2 separate regions of the Homo sapiens genome follow, and region 2 is linked to region 1. A link is an interaction called in ENCODE POLR2A ChIA-PET data of the cell type or tissue named here. Cell type or tissue: K562. All regions are shown on one strand. Each heading gives the region's core, and the rest is flanking DNA. Links, peaks and the distances in the headings are about the cores only.

The links. Peaks named below come from ENCODE experiments on the same cell type or tissue, not always from the same donor. Only the 100,000 strongest peaks of a DNase experiment are listed, where the experiment ranks them.
Region 2: POLR2A ChIA-PET joins it to region 1 with 5 read pairs; 3 of 35 experiments call an interaction of 5 or more read pairs at or near these places.

Annotation. Positions count from the first base shown.
Region 1 is chr6:7,169,835-7,175,209 of GRCh38, forward strand. All of the region lies in intron 1 of RREB1 (ras responsive element binding protein 1), which reads left to right. Among named protein-coding and RNA genes, the nearest start is that of RREB1, 65 kb to the left of the region's middle. RefSeq lists an enhancer at 1-135. In K562, for the core only: no CTCF peak of the experiment used is centred there; DNase peaks (open chromatin) are centred at 493, 3,001 and 4,127; H3K4me3 peaks cover 940 bases.
Region 2 is chr6:6,958,171-6,963,545 of GRCh38, forward strand. No RefSeq gene overlaps it. Among named protein-coding and RNA genes, the nearest start is that of LINC03055, 75 kb to the left of the region's middle. In K562, for the core only: no CTCF peak of the experiment used is centred there; no DNase peak of the experiment used is centred there.

The DNA.
Region 1 (5,375 bases), core at 101-5,100:
GTCCAGAAAATCTCCCTAGCTCTCCCGTGGATCATGTTTTAAATACTCAATCTGACTGACGTAGATAAATTTGGTAGGCAGGGACCCTGTCTCCCCAGTCAATGTGTGCCTCCCTGCTGAAGTTATATTTAATGTAATAATTTAAATGTCCAAGTGATTTTTAAGAGAAGCTGCTTCCTGCATGGAACCTATTACTCTGCATTAAGCTGCTCCTTCCCCCACACTTTACAAAATATTGAAGTTTTCCTTTACCTAAGAACAACCGACATTGCTTTTGAAAAGGAGCATCAGTAGCTTGTGTTATTTCTAATAAAATGCTCCAGGTCAAGACCAGCGGGGTATTTGAAACCTAGTCAGAGTAAGGAGCAGACACCCTGGCCTGTGAGAATGACCTCTGATTTTCCTTCCTCCACCCTCTGGTCCCATTAAGAGATAAACTGTAGTAGATGGTGAGCAGTTTCCAAGGCTGTAAGAGGGAACCCCAGGGCTGCGTGTCTCCCCTTGAGGTCATCTCCCTAACTGTTCTCCCCGTCACCTGCCCCTTGTTGCTCACTCCTCACTGCCCAGGAGCAGCAGAGAGGTGAGGGAGGGTATCCGGGGCCACCAGGAATCCTGGCTGAAGGGCTCAGGTTTGGAGGTGATCCACAACCACCTCCAAGGAGCTTTTCGGGAAGTACCACAGGCTTGGCAACTGCTGTTTGCTGGAGAGAAGGCTTTTAGGATCCAGGGCTGCGTGAAGGCCCAGGCCATGTGGTTTTGCCAGCCATGCACTGCAGGCTGGCCTTGCCTGTCTGAAGCCTACCTCTGATGTGTGTTTGTTCCTGAGGAAGCCCTGCATAGATCCATTCCTCCCTGTCCCTCATTTATTATTATTTTTTATTGTGGTAGATAAAGCCAGAGTTAGAAATGGGGATCTTTGTCTCTGACCCAGGGCCTTGGTTTTTGCTCTGGAGGTGTATGATAAGCCAAGCAGCTTCTCCCAAATCCTCACTAAAGGAAGGTTTTCAGTGAGATCCTGAGCTTCTTCATGAGCTGGTTCTCAGGGCTGGATGGAAGCCTCCAGAGAGCTGTTAACTCAGAAACTCACACTGCTGTGCCAGCCCCCAGAGGGTTTCTGACTCGGTAGGTCTGGGGTGGGACTGAGAATTTGCATTTCTAATAAAGGGCTGGATGCTCATGCCCTTGGGGTTTGTTTGGTGGAGGGTCTGTAGTAGTTAATTTCTCCCTGCCTCGTGTTGGTGGATCTTCTCTGCAAGGTCAGCTCATCAGATAGGACTAGACTGTTCAGGATTCAGGCAGAGCCTCCTTTGCTTGGCTGCTTCTAGAACACAAGGGTATATAACGTGAAGTGCCCCATCACTTTGCAGAGCAAGCGTAGTGTTTCCAAACTCTTGCCCGCTGCAACGAACCTTTTAGACTGAGGTGGAAGTCCAGTTCTGCCTCCTGCCAGGGAGAGGAGGGCAGAGGTGAAGGGGGAGGAGAGCACTCCGCCTTCCTGCCTTGACGGGGACGGAAATGGAAAGCCAGGTGCAGAGCATCTGGAAGGGCAGCAGTGATGCAGAGCGAGATTATTAGAAGTCAGAGAACGTGACTAAGGGAGCACACCTGTGCTCTCCAGCCATGGGCCAGGAGTCGCACACTTTTCCAAAAGAAATTTAACAGAGTTCAGCAACTGGATTTATTACATTGCTCTACCACGCAGCAGCTCTAGGATCTTGGAGACAAGTGACTCAGTCCCTCTCAACCTTTGTCTTTATGGCTGTACACTGGGAACAATCCTCATGGTTGTTGTTTTGAGGATTAAATGAGACAGTGCATGTGGCACATGGTGCTCAAAAATGGTTAGCCATGATGAAGTGTGATGGGTGTGATGGCAACATTAGAGGTGAGTGTGTCCTGGAATTTGGAACCACGAGCCATGGGTCAGTGGGAGTCATGTGGAACATGGCCATGAGGGATGAGGTCAGGAGAGGGGTGCAGGCAGATATTCTGGGGCAAGGAACTGAGCAGAAAGGGTAACCAAGGGGACTGGTGTGCGACGGGGCCAGAAGGTGGACTGAGGCCAGAGCATGGAGACTCTTGAATGGCAGGTTAAAGAGCCTGACCATTAGTCTTTTTTTTTTTTTTTGGAGATAAAGTCTGGCCCTGTTGACCAGGCTTGAGTACAGTGACGTCATGCTAGCTCAGTGCAGCTTCGCACTCCTGGGCTCATGCAATCCTCCTGCCTCAGCCTCCCAAGTAGCTGGGACTGCAGGAGGGTGCTACCATACCTGCCTAATATTTAAATTTCTTATAGAGATGTGGTCTCACTTCGTTGCCCAGGCTGGTCTCAAACTCCTGGTCTTAAGTGATCTTCCCACTTGGCCTCCCAAAGTGGTGGGATTAGAGGCATGAGCCACTGTGCCTGGCTTGCTGTAGTCTTGAGAGGATGAGAGTATAGGAGTGTTCTGGAGCTCAGAAGATACCCAAAGAGGAGGCCGACATATATATCTTGGGTCCCAAGTTTGCTGCCCCCCTTCACCTCTGCACTTTTGTCTTGAATGTGGCCTGTACCAAGGGATGCATCCCCCCACCCCGGCTTCTTTTTTTTCTGTATCAGAGATGGGTTTTGCTGTGTTGCCCAGGCTGGTCTTGAACTCCTAACCTCAAGTGATCCTCCTGCCTCTCCGTCCCAAAGTGGTGGGATTATAGGCATGAGCCACCATGCCCAGCTCTCCCCAATCTCTTAGGAGTCCCTTCTCACCCAGGAAGAGAAGATCAGAGTTGGACGAAGCAGCTCACGGTGCCCCATGGTGTAGGGGCCTGCTCTAAGGCTCCTGTCTTACCAAAGCCTGTGCCAGCCACGGGTTGCCGGTGTGGGGGGGTGGGGGTGACTTTCTTGGGTTGCCGCCCTATCCAAGGCATAGCCTGGACCCTAAGCCAAGAAACACATCAACTTCCTGGAACTCAAAGCCGTCATCACAGCTGTCTCAGCCCTCAGAGCACATGTGAGGTGGTTAGAAGAGATAGTTTTGCCCCGAGCTTTGCAGGCAGAACAGGCATGGCCCTCGTGGAACATTTAGCCTGGTTTGATTCTGTCCCCAGCCTAGCCAAGACTCAGCCCATCCTTCAAGAGATGCCTTTGCTGTTTGTCAAGCTCCCTCCTGGCTCAGACCATTTTAGTGTCTGATCTCTTAACTAAAACTTGTAGCCTGTCGTGGGTTGGCCTGAACTGGTCAACTAGGCTCTTACATAGTATGGATCAGCCATCCCAAGTATTTGAGGGTGTTGTGGAGACTCTGCACTGTGCCCATCCTGGTCAAGTGTTGTAAAACCCACTGTTCTGTCGTCTGTGGGAACATTTTTTTCAGGGCCTCTACCATCATCCTAGGCATCTAAACTTATTCCACATTTCCTGGGGGCCTTAGGACAGAGTTTAGATTTCACTTCAAGAACCCTCAGGAGGCTGGGGCGGTTTGGATCACCTTAGGTCAGGAGTTCGAGACCACCCTGGCAAACATGGCGAAACCCCGTCTCTACTAAAAATACAGAAACTAGCCAGGCGTGGTGGTGCACGGCTGAGGTAGGAGAATCACTTGAACCCAGGAGGCGGAGATTGCAGTGAGCCAAGATCGCGTCACTGCACTCCAGCCTGGGCGACAGAATGAGACTCTGTCTCAAAAACATGAAGAAAAAAAAAAAAAAGAACTCTCAGGTTTTTGCCTATAATCCCAGCACTTTGGGAGGCTGAGGCGGGTAGATCACTTGAGGCCAGGAGTTCAAGACCCACCTGGGCAACATGGCAAAACCCTAAAAACCCAATTTTAGTCTCAACTAAAAATGCAAAAATTAAAGTTAGCCGGGTGTGGTGGCACACACGCCTGTAATCCCAGCTACCCGGGAGGCTTGAGGCACAAGAATCGCCTGAACCAGGGAGGCAGAGGTTACAGGCTTTCAGCCTTGGCGACAGAAAAAAAAAAAGGGAAAGAAAGAAAAAAAAGGAAAGAAACCCTCGGGTTTTTCAGAAGCTGGGATGCAGCCCTTATCTTTCATCTCTTCATTGCTGTCTCCTTAGACCTGGAGACCTGCCCCTTAATCTTCTGTTTCTGGCTTTACATAGCATTGTCCCGTATCTCCCCCGGGGCTTGGGGGCTGGCCTTTCCCTCCTCCCACAGAGGGACTTCCGCCCTCTCTTAGTCCTCCTGCCTCCGTTGACTTTGCGTAAATCTTGTGGGAGTGCAAATCCAGAAATTCAGCAGCCTCCACCAACAACCAGACCCAGGCTTTCTGTCACACTTCACCTACAGGAGTCATCTTTAGGGTGCTACTAGTCTTTCCTTTTTTTTTTTTTTTTTCTGAAGCATTGTTGATGGAGGTAAGGGGTGTCTTAGAGTTTCTTCTAATAACTCTTTTGTACTTTTCCGCTCTTCAAGCTCTGTGACTCCCTCAGGCCTAATAGAACCCAAAACAAACAGCCTCGTGAACTCTGGCTTTATATTGCAAGACATTCTCAATATTCAAATCATTTACACCCAAGGGCAAGAGGATGGAAGTTTCAAGGTCAAGTCTCTCAGCCTAGCCCTCTTTCTCTAAAACCATCCTCTCCTTGCTGTCCTGTGTGCTTCCAGGACGCTACCCGGTGGACCTTTTTTTAAGGTGTCTTTTTAAAATGAAGGGAAATAAAATAAAATGAAATGAAGGGGAGGCAGCAGATCTAAATTTTAATGGAAGTCTTAGCTACATGCTAGAAAATCTTAATTCTAGACACTTGTTTAGACTCTGAAGTGTGTTTATTTATTGTATTTATTTATTTTTTTGAGACAGACTCTCTGTCGTCCAGGCTGGAGTGCAGAGGCACAATCTCAGCTCACTGCAACCTCCGCCTTCCGGGTTCAAGTGATTCTCCTGCCTCAGTCTCCCAGGTAGCTGGGATTACAGGTGTGCACCATGATGTTCAGCTAATTTTTGTATTTTTAGTAGAGATGGGGTTTTGCCATGTTGGCCAGGCTGGTCACAAACTCCTGACCTCAGGTGATCCACCTGCCTCAGTGTCCCTAAGTGCTGGGATTATAGATGTGAGCCACCGCGCCTGGCCTATTTATTTATTTATTTATTTTAATTTTTGTTATATCTTTTTATTTTGAAGTGTGTTTTTATTAATTATGAGTAAAACTATGGTTCATGCTATTTATTTGGAGATCTTGGCAGTTTCTAGAAAAAAACCAAAGGGCTATTCCTCTTCAGGCTTTGTTCCTAATGAAATTTGTTATTAATTAAAATATGAAAAAAGAATAACTGCTTTTTTTTAAGCAATATTTAATTTCACCTTAGATGGGTGAAGATAGTCTGAAAGGATGTTTGTGCATTTCTGAAAACTCCACGGGTATTTTTCATAA
Region 2 (5,375 bases), core at 204-5,203, 210 kb before region 1:
TTTGGCATCAGAATTGTGAAATGGTTGTCTAGAGACGTGCTGATCCTGCTGGACAATGAGACAGTGTCTATTTCTCCAAACCCTTTAGAAACCCGAACACTCTCACTGAAACAATGAGAAGGTCACTCTGATAGGCTAAAATGGAATTAAATGGTTGTGCTAATTTATATTTCTTAGACTACTAGTAAAACTAAACATGCTTTCAAGATAAATGACATGGAATTTGTCTTTAATTGACTCCTTTTTTGTCCCCTGCTCCAGAGCCATGTTGTTTTTTCTTTGATGTCTCTACTTTGTCCCTGTCTCTCCATCTCTGATGTCCTCCACCCAGTCCAGGCCCACATCACTGCTCCCTATTTTCCTGGCCTAAATTGTACCCCTGGCCCCAGTCCTCCAGCCTGCTCCGTGCACCTGCTTCTCCTGCTAAGACAGCCCTTCCATCAGATCACTCCCTCCTTCAGAAGCTCTGAGGCTCCTGATTGCTCAACAGACTGAGTCTTCTGCTAGCTTTCCAGGCTGTCCATAGAGGGGACTCTTCCTGCCTAACATCCAACCACCCCTTGTCTCAGCCCGGCCTCTTCCCATCCCTGCATCCCCACCCAACACTGCTCTCTCTTTAAGGCATCACACTTTGGAGCTCCTCTCTGCACCTTATCCTGGTTACAGGACAGGAAATCTACAACTTGTCCTCCTAATTTCAATGTAAGTTAGCCATTTGTGACCAAGAACCCAGAATCCTCTAGAAACATGTTAACTGCTGACAGCCTGTATCACAAAAGTAGCTTAAGCCCAGAATAGAGCTGAACCACAGTGCTGACAGTCCCTTCCCACATTCAGGGTTTGGGGAAGCATGATGCTTCCAGAAACAGCACATCACATCAAAGAGACCACAGCTCAGTAAAGTCCCTGCCCTGCCACCTACTTAGAAGGAATTTGGGAAGGTTATCTCACTCTCTAAACTTTATTTTCCTTGGTGTCCCAAGTTGGGGGTTCCAGGAGAAAGACACTGAGATGGAGTTTGGTTTGCAGGATATTTATTAGAAATCAACGTTTACAGAAAAGAGGTGGAAGAATCACAGCTGGGCAGAGGGACCAAGCCTCAGCCAACCCAATGGAAAACTCTGGGGCCTATGTGACAACCCTGAAATTGTCCCCTATTGGCCAGAATGGCCAAGGCTTTATCCCCTTGCCTGGATCAGTCATCGATGTAGACAGCCCAGGGTGTACACTGCATAGAAGAGGCCGACTGCTGGAGGCTCTGGGCTGCACACCTCCATACCCACTGCACTTGTTTATAGAAGGAGGTAATAATAACAGGACCTACCCTATGTTGTTGCAATGATGGCATAAATGAAACATTTAGCACATAGCATGTCTGGCACAGAACAGGAATTCAATAAATGCTTGCCGTTATTGTCATTGTCATCACAGGTCGAGTAGCAGCTGGAGGAAGAGTCCTCCCCTTCAGTAATTCACCGAGTGCATGCATTGAGCACTTATCATGTGTCAGGCACAGTTCAAGGATCAGGAGTGCTGCTCTGAGGTTACAGGTGTTCAGTAGGTGGCCATGACAGGCCTTGCCCAGAAAAGAAAACTTGAGCAAAGACTTGACGAGGCTAGAAACAGGAGACAGCCATGCAACCGCCCTAGAGAAGGAGCAAGCCTAGAACGTTCCAGGCCAGAGGGGCTGAACAAAGTGAGCCAGAGGGAATGGGGTGGGAGTAAAGGTCAGACAGGAAAGACTGCTTCTGGGGTGGAGGGGCAAGTGTCAAAATAAACCAAACTCAGATCTGATCAAGTCTCGCCATCAACTTAAAGGTACAGAAATACAGGGGCAGATCAACATGGTAATACAGAGCAACATGATAATACCTTGAGATTATCATCAGCACAAGTAAGGCTGTGGAAGACTCTACAGGAAAAGTGACCTAGTTTCTTCAAAAACAGCCAAAAACTGAAAAATTGCAAGAAAGAGGTAATGAAGAGGCTCCTATGGATTAAGACTTGAACAAATCAACCAATCCCACTATAAAAACCTTATTTGGATCCCAATTCCAACCAGCAAACTGTCTTACCACTATTCATCAGCATCTTATAACTGAGAAAATATAAACAATGGCTGGACTTTTAATAATAATAAAGAATTGCTACAAATTATTTTTAGGCATCATAATGAAATTGCTTTGTGGGCTTTTTTGAGCCCTTATCTTTGAGAGATAGGTACTGAAATCGTTATGGATAAAATGATAGGATGCCTGAAATTTGCTTCAGAAATAATCAAGGGGTGGGGGAAGGAGGTGGAACTGAGAGAAAGACTGTCCATATTTGGCAACTGTTGAAGCTGTGATGGGTACATAAAGATGTATTATGCTATTCCCTCTACTACACTGTTTTATGTACATTTGCAATTTCCCATAATAAAAGGTTGCAAATACACCTGCCAGTGATTCTGAAGCATTGCCTCAAACTCCTCCAGGACACTCCCTCCACAATTACTACGTTTGACTGGAATCCACCCATCCCCTACCTGGAATCTCTTGGACATCCTCAGACCCTCCAGTGATCACTGAATGGAATGCTGATTTTCTCCAGTGCTTAAAGCCAAAAGCAGGTTTTTCCAGGCCCACCTGACCTTCCACAGCTTGAGGGCATCCAGCCAACGTGCCTGACTGTGGTTGGTAAACAACCAGTGAGCTCACAATTTCTAAGGGCTAGAGAGACCCAAGAAAATCTCATGCACATATGCAACAAAAGACTGTTTATAAGAATGTTTATAGTTGCTATATTCCTAATTGCCAAAAATGGAAACAGCCAAATGTCTATCCACAACAGATGGGTAAATAAGGTATGGTATAATTATGTGATGGAATACTACACAGCCATGAAAAAGATCAAACTTCACATACATGCTGCTACAGAGATGAATTTCACAGACAAAATGTCGAGTGACAGAAGCCGGAGACAAAAGACTATATATTGTCTGATTCTATTCATACGAAGCCAAAATTGGTGTGTTAGGGGAAGGAAGGGCTACTTACCAGAAAGAGGCATGGGGGTTTCTGGGGATGCTGGAAATGTTTTATACCTTGCGGTTACTTGGAAAACATATATGTTAAATTTGGTCAACTATACACTTAAGATTTGTGTGCTCTACTGTGAGTTATATTTCAAACTTGTGGGGTTTTTTTTATTTAAGAAAAAAAATTTATTATTCCCATCACCATGAAATGGAGGCAAAAAATAAACGCAGGAAAGAAAAAAATTTTTCTAAGAGAGTCTTTTTTTAATTACTCTTTTTCTGAGACAGTATCTTGCTCTGTTGCCCAGGCTGGAGTGCAGCAGCTCAATCAGCTCACTGCAGCCTTGATTTCCCGGACTCAAGTGATCCTCCCACCTCAGCCTCCGGAGTAGCTGGGACCACAGACAGGCACCGCCGTGCACCGCTAATTTTTTTTTTTTTTTAATTTTGGTAGTGATGAGGTGTTGCCCAGCCTGGTCTCAAACTCCTGGGCTCAAGCGATCCTCCCACCTCCCAAAGTGCTGAGACTACAGGCGTGAGCCACCGCACCCTGTCATTCTAAGGGAGTCTTATGTGTTGGATAATCATATAATGTATTAGCCAAATTTGGAGAGTTCTAAGAGTAAAAACAAGTGCTATTAAGAAATACGTCAGGCTGGGCATGGTGGCTCATGCCTGCAATCTCAGCACTTTGGGATGCTGAGGTGGGAGGATTGCTTGGGCCCAGGAGTTCAAGACCAGCCTGGGCAACAAAGTAAGATCCCATCTCTTGAAAAAAAAATATTTTAAAAAAAAGTAGTATGTCAGAACAACAGGCCTAAGCCAGGCTGTGTGGCTACCCTGATTTAATTTATTGGATGTTGACTTCTGGGATCCCTTTCCTGCTTGCACCAGTACCTCTCAACCAGTCTACACAGTCCAATCTCCTCTGCAGCTTTTAAGAATCCCCTGCTTGGGAATATTGCTTTCCTTGGGAATTCTGGTTTACTTGGTGGAGAAGAGGGCCTGGTTGTCCCCCTTTTTTTTCTTATAACTCTCCAAGTAGTTCTAATGTACAGTCAGAGTAGACAACGTTGCCTCAGGCACAGGATAGTGGTAGTCCACCAAATGGCTCAGCGTGTCCCGGCAGCTGGCAAATTAAGAAATAATAATACTAAGGCTGTGTAGAGAAGATAAAGGGACAGTTTTCTTCTGTATGAGTTTCTATGTATTTGCGGGGAAACATGCCCTGTGCATGAACCTGTACTTCCATGTTCCTCTTGTATTTCAAAGTCTTGTGCCCAGTTCATGGATTCTTGTCTGTTGAGCTTTTAGCTCTGACACTTATGTTGGATGTTTTTAATTTTGGTTATTAAAATTATCTTAGTTATCCAAACAAGATGACCAACCATCCTGGCTTGCCTGGGACTGTCCTGCTTTTCACCTCAAAAGTCCCACATCCCAGGAAACCAGCGTCTCTGGCAAACGGAGATGGTTGGTCACTCGCAGTAAAACACATTATTCTGGAATAGTTCTAGTGGCCACATGATTTAAGGAAATTAGATTGTGGATCTGGAAACTGCTATGAATTCGGGAAAATCTCCAGCCCCAGCACTGCAGACCCAATTTAGATAATAACTCTCTTCCACTTTTCCAAATTCCTGTCCACTGTGTGTGGGAAGCTCAGCCTCAGGCCACACTGGCCAGTACAGCTGACAGGCCCAGGGACATTCCTGTCCTCTCCCATCTCACCTCCCTTCCTTCTGATATTGTGTGAGCACCAAGATAACTCATGCACTTCTACTTCCCACCCTGTGTGCAGCAGAGAAACATCGCCAGCGTCTCTCTGCCTGTAACAAGCCCACCTTTGCTTCCAGCTCTGAGAAAGCACGTTATCTGTGTGCTCAGCTCCTGAACCTGGGCACCCCTCTGCTTTGGTCTCTAACCTGACTTGAAGACGGCCTCTTCACCCCACCATTTCTGCTTTTTTTTTTTTTAATTCCTTTTACACACACACCACACAATTTTGTTTTAATTTGACCAATGAATTCACATCACATATTTTTTCCTCCCAAAGAAGGTTCACACTCAATCTTCTTTGCAAGCCAAATACTTTGCATATCTGAAAGCACATCCTTAGATCATGTGGAGTGTTTTTTTAAGTATTATAAAAAGGGATTTCTGGGCCGGGCACCGTGGCTCATGCCTGTAATCCCAGCACTTTGGGAGGTCAAGGCAGGCAGATCACCTGAGGTCGGGAGTTCAAGACCAGCCTGACCAACATGGAGAAACCCCATCTCTGCTAAAAATGCAAAATTAGTCGGGCGTGGTGGTGCATGCCTGTAATCCCAGCTACTCTGGAGGCTGAGGCAGGAGA